Linked DNA regions of Homo sapiens: region 1 is linked to region 2. The links are chromatin contacts, found by Hi-C or POLR2A ChIA-PET in ENCODE. All regions are on one chromosome and are shown on one strand. Each heading gives the region's core, a stretch centred on a gene start or an enhancer-like site at or near the end of the contact. The rest is flanking DNA. Distances are from core to core; before and after follow the strand shown.

What was found. A loop is a pair of places that touch in the nucleus more often than their neighbours do. ChIA-PET counts read pairs that join two places held with the same protein, here RNA polymerase II (POLR2A). Pooled maps may share reads with other maps.
Region 1: a map of astrocyte of the cerebellum shows a loop between it and region 2 (4-fold over the local background). The contact joins two enhancer-like sites. A Hi-C loop is called at or near these places in 4 of 168 maps with a recorded cell type or tissue (GM12878, PC-3, astrocyte of the cerebellum and 1 more), 2 of 37 single-sample maps with no recorded cell type and 2 of 50 pooled maps. POLR2A ChIA-PET finds 5 or more read pairs at or near these places in 1 of 52 experiments (CD4-positive, alpha-beta T cell).

Annotation. Positions count from the first base shown.
Region 1 is chr2:151,636,106-151,640,011 of GRCh38, reverse strand. NEB (nebulin) reads left to right here. Exons shown (of 182, transcript NM_001164508.2): 62 at 1-155; 63 at 628-732; 64 at 3,678-3,785. Among named protein-coding and RNA genes, the nearest start is that of NEB, 96 kb to the left of the region's middle. Within about 2 kb of position 2,656, at least 11 of the 41 ENCODE cell types and tissues checked have a DNase peak (open chromatin) inside an H3K27ac peak, as active enhancers do.
Region 2 is chr2:151,558,146-151,562,259 of GRCh38, reverse strand. It overlaps NEB (nebulin), which reads left to right. Exons shown (of 182, transcript NM_001164508.2): 121 at 46-150; 122 at 948-1,052; 123 at 1,152-1,256; 124 at 1,561-1,668. Among named protein-coding and RNA genes, the nearest start is that of RIF1, 150 kb to the right of the region's middle. Within about 2 kb of position 1,844, at least 3 of the 41 ENCODE cell types and tissues checked have a DNase peak (open chromatin) inside an H3K27ac peak, as active enhancers do.

The DNA.
Region 1 (3,906 bases), core at 1,407-3,906, 77 kb before region 2:
CCATTGGCTCTTTGGATGTGGAAAAATGCAAAAGGGCAACTGAAATTTTGAGTGATAAAATCTATCGCCAGCCTCCAGACAGATTCAAATTTACCAGTGTGACTGACTCTCTGGAACAAGTGTTGGCCAAAAATAATGCCATCACTATGAACAAGGTGAGACTTCAAAATTAAGAATCGAAGTGGGGCTCCTAAAGCTGAATCAACAAAAAAGAAACATTAATGAGGAAAGAAAGAACATTGAGTAATAAAAGGCATCTATCTATCTGTCTATGTATCTATTGGCTTCTCATCTATCTATTAATAACTGATATATATCATGTATATTTTGATATTTAGTCATTGTTTCATGATTTTGATAAAGTAGCATATTTTATCAAAAAATAGTCTGCATAAAATATGCTTATTCTCATTTTCCTTTTGTTAACATACATTTCAGATTATTAGAAGGCATTTATAAATACACATTCCTTTATGAACTTATTACCCGAAGATGTGCATAAAACACATAATGTGTATAAAACACATAACCTTTTCTTTTTTTTTATAAAGTTTTTGTGGCCCTAAAATTCCTATTAACTATACACAGAACTTTTTTCCTGATGAATTTGTGTATTTTTTTTGATAGCGTTTATACACAGAAGCCTGGGACAAAGACAAGACTCAGATCCACATAATGCCAGACACACCAGAAATTATGTTGGCAAGAATGAACAAAATCAACTACAGTGAGGTGAGAGCAGATTCTTTGACATTTGCACACTGCTGCTTATTTCAGTTGATCTACTCTATGATGACATGATACCAAATGACAGCTTTAGAAAGAATCTTTTTCATGTTTCATGTGAATAACAACTCTTGCATTTCTCAATCACCATCATAAATGTCAAACTTTATGCAATATGAATTATCATTTAGGAAATACAAATGACATGAACTAATTATTTAAGCTGTAACCATGAGATTATGTAGACCATTTTCTTTTATTATTTTTTTGAAGTTAGGATATTAGCAATTGACCTATACATGTATCTCCCCTTTATGCTAAAGCATAACTGTAGTAAATATATTTTCCATATATTGTTCCTAAGTGTGGTTTAGGATCCAAATTTAAGATTTTTAGTATATAAGATTAAAGGCAAGAACTAAAATCCACAGTACTACCAGGTAACCCACACACACACACACACACACACACACACACAGAGAGAGAGAAATATCTGTCAGTGTAAATATTAGCAAGCCCATTTCCTTTCACTTTCAGTGTGCACAGGGCCACGTGCCATCATTCCAGAATCATAGAGGCTTAGGCAGAGAGTCAAGCCTCCACCCTAGTGCAAAGGTACCCCTCCCCACAAATAGGTTTTTGACCTGCCTTTGCTTAAGGGTTCCCAGTGACAAGGAGCTGATCTCATAAATCAGTCCATTCGTTCTGGAAAATTTATGAGAAAGCTTCTGATGTATTGAGTCACAACATTTCTCTCTGTAAACTCACATAGTCCTCTGAAGCTGCACAGAACAAATCTGTGCCAACCCCCAGAGATGGAGAGCAGCACCAGGGTGCCTCCCCTGCCACCTTCACCCCAGGTTCACCTTCAAATCCAATATCCCAAGCTGCGGGGCATTCCTCACATGACATCACTAGTAAAATGTGACTCTCAGAACTGAGCAAAATACTATGAGTGGGGAATGACTGATGTAGAATACACTTAACTATCGTATTTCCTCTTCTGGACATATGACCTCTATTCTGCATCCTGTGCTCCCAGGATACATTGGCAGCTGTCACTGCTGGTGCACACAGAACTTGAGACCAACTTAAACTCTAAGACATCTTATGTGGACTAAAGTTAGGTTTCTTCCATCCTGCATTTATGCGTTTGGTAATTTATCTCTGTTCAAAGATTGGCATTTATCTCTGTAATTTCTTCTTCTTAGACTGAGCCTGTGGGTATAAGCCTGTGGAGATTTTTGTGAATCTAAGATTCTGTCAGCTGATGTGTTAGTTATTTCACCTGGCTTTGTGCCACCAGCAAGGAAAATATTGTTTATTTGGCAGCATAAATCAACACACAGAGCATAATTTAGAGAATTTAGATGGAATTGCCACCATCTTAAGTAATTATTTTGGAAGTGAGACTGTAATTTTAGTGCTTGTATAGCTAGCTTTTAATTGTCACCAAAAACTAAAAACATCAAGTCTTACTCCCCTGTCAGAAAGGACTGAATTATTAGCCAAACCTATAATATAGGTCCTGTTACAGGAAACCATGCATTACATGTGCAAGAATTTCAGGAAACAAAGGGCTCCCCCTGTGTCTAGCTAGTCAGCATTTCTGGATTTCTCAACTCTGTCTTTGCTGAAAAAGCTCAGAGATGTGTTAGTGCGGCTACTCGGCTGCCAGTCCCAGGAGGCCCAGGTGCCCTTCCCCATTTTGCCCGCAACCCCCTATTCCACCCACCCAGACTGGGACGCTGCCATGGGCGCTCCCCTCTGATGTTAAAAAGAAGAGAACTTTTTGGCTGCTTTCCTATTTTCTGTAGAATTAAACACCAACTTCTTAGAATGAGGCGTTCACAGTCCAACTCTGGGCTATTCTCAGCCCTCTCCTGTGAACTCCTCCCTGGGGCCTCACCCACTTCCTTCAACACCCCTCCGCTTCCCCTCCACAGTGGTGCCTTGATTCACGTGATTTCCTCTGCACTTGATGCCACCTTAGTCTACTGAAACTCTGCTCAAAGTCTAACTCAAAGGTCACCCCATCTTCAAGAACTTCCCTGATTCTCAGTTCAGAATAAATGACTCCTTCCTGGAGCTCTTCATTATTAGTGTGGTTTGACTTTTCAGCAGTTGCTTCCACAGGTTATCAGTCTCTCCATCAGTTCTCCCAGGAACCTTTAGGTTGAGAGGGGTCTCAACCTCATCTTTGATTCCCAAGTACCCCGCACAGTCAGAGACACAGGGTCAGGGCAGAATAAATGTGAGTTGAATTGATTGCCATGATCAACAGTTAAGCCTTTCCCTCCCACCCACATTTTACCATGCTAGAACTATGAGTTTCAGCTTAATTTTTCCTGTAATTTTTAAACTGGATTTATTGTTTTAACTAAAATTTTTTAAAACAACCTGTAATATGTATATATACTTAATTCAACATAATTTTTAAAGTAAAAAATAAAGGTGCATTGGGCTTTATGGGTATCTTTTTTTTTTGTTTTGTTTTGTTTTTTGAGATGGAGTTTCACTCTTGTTGCCCAGGCTGGAGTGCATTGGCACAATCTCAGCTCACTGCAACTTCCGCCTCCCAGGTTCAAGTAATTCTCCTGCCTCAGTCTCCCAAGTAACTGGGATTGCAGGCATGCACCACCACACCCAGCTAATTTTTTTTATATTTAGTAGAGATGGGGTTTCACCATGTTGGCCATGCTGGTCTCGAACTCCTGACCTCAGGTGATCCACCCGCCTCTGCCTCCCAAAGTGCTGGGATTACAGGTGTGAGCCACCACACCTAGCCTCATTTTTGAGTCTTCACTTCAACAAACATGCAGAAGGCTTAGAACTCTCAAAAGAAAGATTATTATAGGCACTGTCTGTGGAGAACTTAGTGAATTGTCTTAGTCCTCTGTCAGTTTTTAGATATAAATGTCAGCATCTGATTTTTTTTCCCCCAAATTTAGAGTCTGTACAAACTTGCTAATGAAGAAGCAAAGAAGAAAGGCTATGACTTGCGAAGCGACGCCATCCCCATCGTGGCGGCCAAGGCCTCCAGGGACATCATCAGTGACGTGAGTTGTCAATTCCATTCTGAGTATGTGATCAATCTAATGTGGCATTTTCACTGAACTAAATCTTAGAAAAGAACTTTTCCTGGACCTTTGAAAATATATCCTGATATATTTGTGTAGG
Region 2 (4,114 bases), core at 595-3,094:
AATTCAGAATACCTTCCACATTTCATTGTTCTCTCTTTCTTGCAGAATGTGTATAAAGATGACCTGAATTGGTTGAAAGGCATTGGTTGCTACGTTTGGGATACACCCCAAATCCTCCATGCCAAGAAATCATACGACCTTCAGAGTCAGGTGAGCCACCTTCCTAGAAGGACTGGTTCTCCATGGGTCATCAGAATCCATGGTGGTGTCAGTGGGCTGATGGGCAGGCAAAGAAAGTTGCTGTAACAGTGTAGGCTCTAACTGACCAAAGCCCCTCCTCTCCCAATCAAAGCTCTTCTAGTGTCCTGCTCTGGGGCTGGATCTTCCCAGTCTGAGTCTCTCCTTTGGTTTAAGGCAATGCACATTTATAATAAAAGCTTATCTGGGAGGTGTTTCTTAGTGAACTACTCTCAAGCATCTGTACCTTAGTTGATCAAGTTAACTTGCAGAGAGTAGGAGGTAGAAGCATCCTTTGATTACAGGTAGATAAGTTTTGGAGGAAAAAGATCAGTATCTGGAAAACTTTTCAGCACGTGGTTCAGCTCTGATAGGGCAGTTGTAATGGAATGTTAAAAGTGAGGGGCATGTATACATATGTAACTAACCTGCACATTGTGCACATGTACCCTAAAACTTAAAGTATAATAATAAAAAAAAAAAAGTGTTCGAAACCAAAAAAAAAAAAAAGTGAGGGGCTGCTGTCAGGGATGGAGAATAGGCATGGAAAAGGCAACAAAATGGCCAAAATCTCAACCCCAGTCTCAGTCAAGAGAAGCTATTCATTCTGGCAGCCATACAAAGTCTGCAGGACTCTAGAATGACAGCCTGTTTGTTAGGATTAAAGCAGAAATCCAGAAATAAAGGCACATGTAAGTTGGCACAAGCAGCTACAGCTGATGACAGACCTGTATGTTACCATTTTTGATGACTTTTGTTTTTCTTCACAGCTACAATATACAGCAGCAGGTAAAGAAAATCTACAAAACTATAATCTGGTCACAGACACGCCCCTCTATGTGACTGCTGTTCAGAGTGGCATTAATGCCAGTGAGGTGCGTCTTCCTGTACTCCTCTTCCAGGGACAAACTATTTCTTGTCTTTATGTATTTTCTAACAACAGAGGTGAATAACCTATTGTTGCTTGTCTACAGGTAAAATATAAAGAAAATTATCATCAGATTAAGGACAAATACACAACAGTTCTAGAAACAGTGGATTATGACAGAACCAGAAACCTGAAGAATCTTTACAGCAGTGTGAGTTGAGTTTTTTTTCCCCCTTATATATGAGCCACCTTTCCCCCTTCTGGGACAGTAAGAGAATAAATGGGATGGACACTCTTTCCCTAAAGGCTTTTCTATGGTTTTTTCCTGGACCTTCAATCTTACTTTACCTCATAAAATTCTAGTAGGTACAATTAAATAAGCCCCACCTTAAAGAGGAGTCCTGGGAGTTAGTAGGGAGTGTGTGAGAAGGACAGACACAGAAGGAAAACCTGCTACTCAGAAGCTAACCAGATGCATTTTCCCATATTCACAAGAAGGTCTTTAATTCCTGCAGAACCTGTACAAGGAGGCCTGGGATAGAGTGAAAGCCACCAGCTACATCCTGCCTTCCAGCACCTTGTCCCTGACACACGCCAAGAACCAGAAGCATCTGGCCAGCCATGTAAGTAAAGCAAAAACATGACAGCTTTCCCACCCTCCCTCCCCTCCCCTGCTCTCCACTCCAAGAATCTTTCAGGCTGATTCATACGTTGTCCAGAAGTACCCCTAGCACTCCCGTGGGCATGTCCAGGAAATAATTCCAAATGCTCAGTCATTAGAGTCTATGTGCTCACTGCCTGTCTCTCTCTGCTGCCTGGAGAGAATCACAAGCACTTGCAAAGAGGACAGGATGTGACCTTTCAGACTGCCTGTCTGCACATGATAATCTCTGCTAGAGTCAGAAGTAAGGATGGGCTGAAGACATAATACACCTTACAGAAATAGACTTTTTCAATAGAATTACATGGATGTAGGGCAAAAATAAACCAGTGAATATGATAACCGGTTATTATACCATCCCCAGTTAATATAAATTATTTTATAGCAATGAAATAGAAAACATTTAAAAATTGTTTAATTCTCCTTTTTTAGGTAGAACTTTTCTTAGATATAAACATAATTGTAAAACAAACAAACCCTAAATCTCATGAGCTGTTTAAATATAGTAGAAGATCATACATCCTCTAACTCTTTATGCCTTTAAATCTTATGACCTCTAACCATTAATGTTCTTAAGTAAAACCTTTTTGCGTGTGTGTGTTTTGTTTTGGTTTATTATACTTTAAGTTCTGGGGTACACGTGCAGAACGTGGAGGTTTATTACATAGGTATACATATGCCATGGTGGTTTGCTGCACCCATCAACCCATCATCTACATTAGGTATTTCTCCTAATGCTATCCCTCCCCTAGCCCCCTACTCCCTGAGAGGACCCAGTGTGTGATGTTCCCCTCCCTGTGTCCATGTGTTCTCACTGTTCAACCCCCACTTACGAGTGAGAACATGCAGTGTTTGGTTTTCTGTTCTTGTGTTAGTTTGCTGAGAATGATGGTTTAAAACTTCATCCATGTCCCTGCAAAGGACATGAACTCATCTTTTTTATGGCTGCATAGTATTCCATGGTGTATATATGCCATATTTTCTTTATCCAGTCTATCATTGATGGGCATTTGGGTTGGTTCCAAGACTTTGCTATGGTGAAGAGTGCTGCAATAAACATACGTGTGCATGTGTCTTTATAGTAGAATGATTTATAATCCATTGGGTATATACCCAGTAATGGGATTGCTGGGTCAAATGGTATTTCTAGTTCTAGATCCTTGAGGAATCACCACACTGTCTTCCACAATGGTTGAACTAGTTTACACTCCCACCAACAGTGTAAAAGTCTTCCTATTTCTTTACATCCTCTCCAGCATCTGTTGTTTCCTGACTTTGTAATGATCACCATTCTAACTGGCGTGAGATGGTATCTCATTGTGGTTTTGATTTGCATTTCTCTAATGACCAGTGATGATGAGCATTTTTTCATATATTTGTTGGCCGCATAAATGTCTTCTTTTGAGAAGTGTCTGTTCATATCCTTCGCCTACTTTTTGATGGGGTTGTTTGTTTTTTTCTTGTAAATTTGTTTAAGTTCTTTGTAGATTCTGGATAGTAGCCCATTGTCAGATGGATAGATTGCAGAAATTTTTTCCCATTCTGTAGGTTGCCTTTTCACTCTGATAGTAGTTTCTTTTGCTGTGCAGAAGTTCTTTAGTTTAATTAGATTCCAATGGCCTTTGTTGCCATTGCTTTTGGTGTTTCAGTCATGAAGTGTTTGCCCATGCCTGTGTCCTGAAAGGTATTGCCTAGGTTTTCTTCTGGGGTTTTTATGGTTTTAGGTCTTATGTGTACATTTTTAGTCCATCTTGAGTTAATTTTTGTATGAGGTGTAAGGAAGGGATCCAGTTTCAGCTTTCTGCATATGGCTAGCCAGTTTTCCCAGCACCATTCATTAAATAGGGAGTCTTCTCCCCATCGCTTGTTTTTGTCAGATTTGTCAAAGATCAGATGATTGTAGATATGTGGCGTTGTTTCTGAGGCCTCTGTTCTGTTCCATTGGTCTATATATCTGTTTTGGTAAAAGTACCATGGTGTTTTTATTACTTTAGCCTTGTAGTATAGTTTGAAGTCAGATAGCGTAATGCCTCCAGCTTTAATTTTTTCCAATTCTGTGAAAAAAGTCAATGGTAGCTTGATGGGGATAGCATTGAATCTATAGATTACCTTGGGCAGTATGGCTATTTTCACGATATTGAGTCTTCCTATCCATGAGCATAGAATGTTTTTCCATTTGTTCGTGTCCTCTCTTAGTTCCTTGAGCAGTGGTTTGTAGTTCTCCTTGAAGAGGTCCTTCAGATCCCTTGTAAGTTGGATTCCTAGGTATTTTATTATCTTTGTAGCAGTTGTGAATGGGAGTTCACTCATGATTTGGCTCTCTGTTTTTTACTGGTATATAGGAATGCTTGTGATTTTTGCACATTGATTTTGTATTCTGAGACTTTGCTGAAGTTGCTTATCAGCTT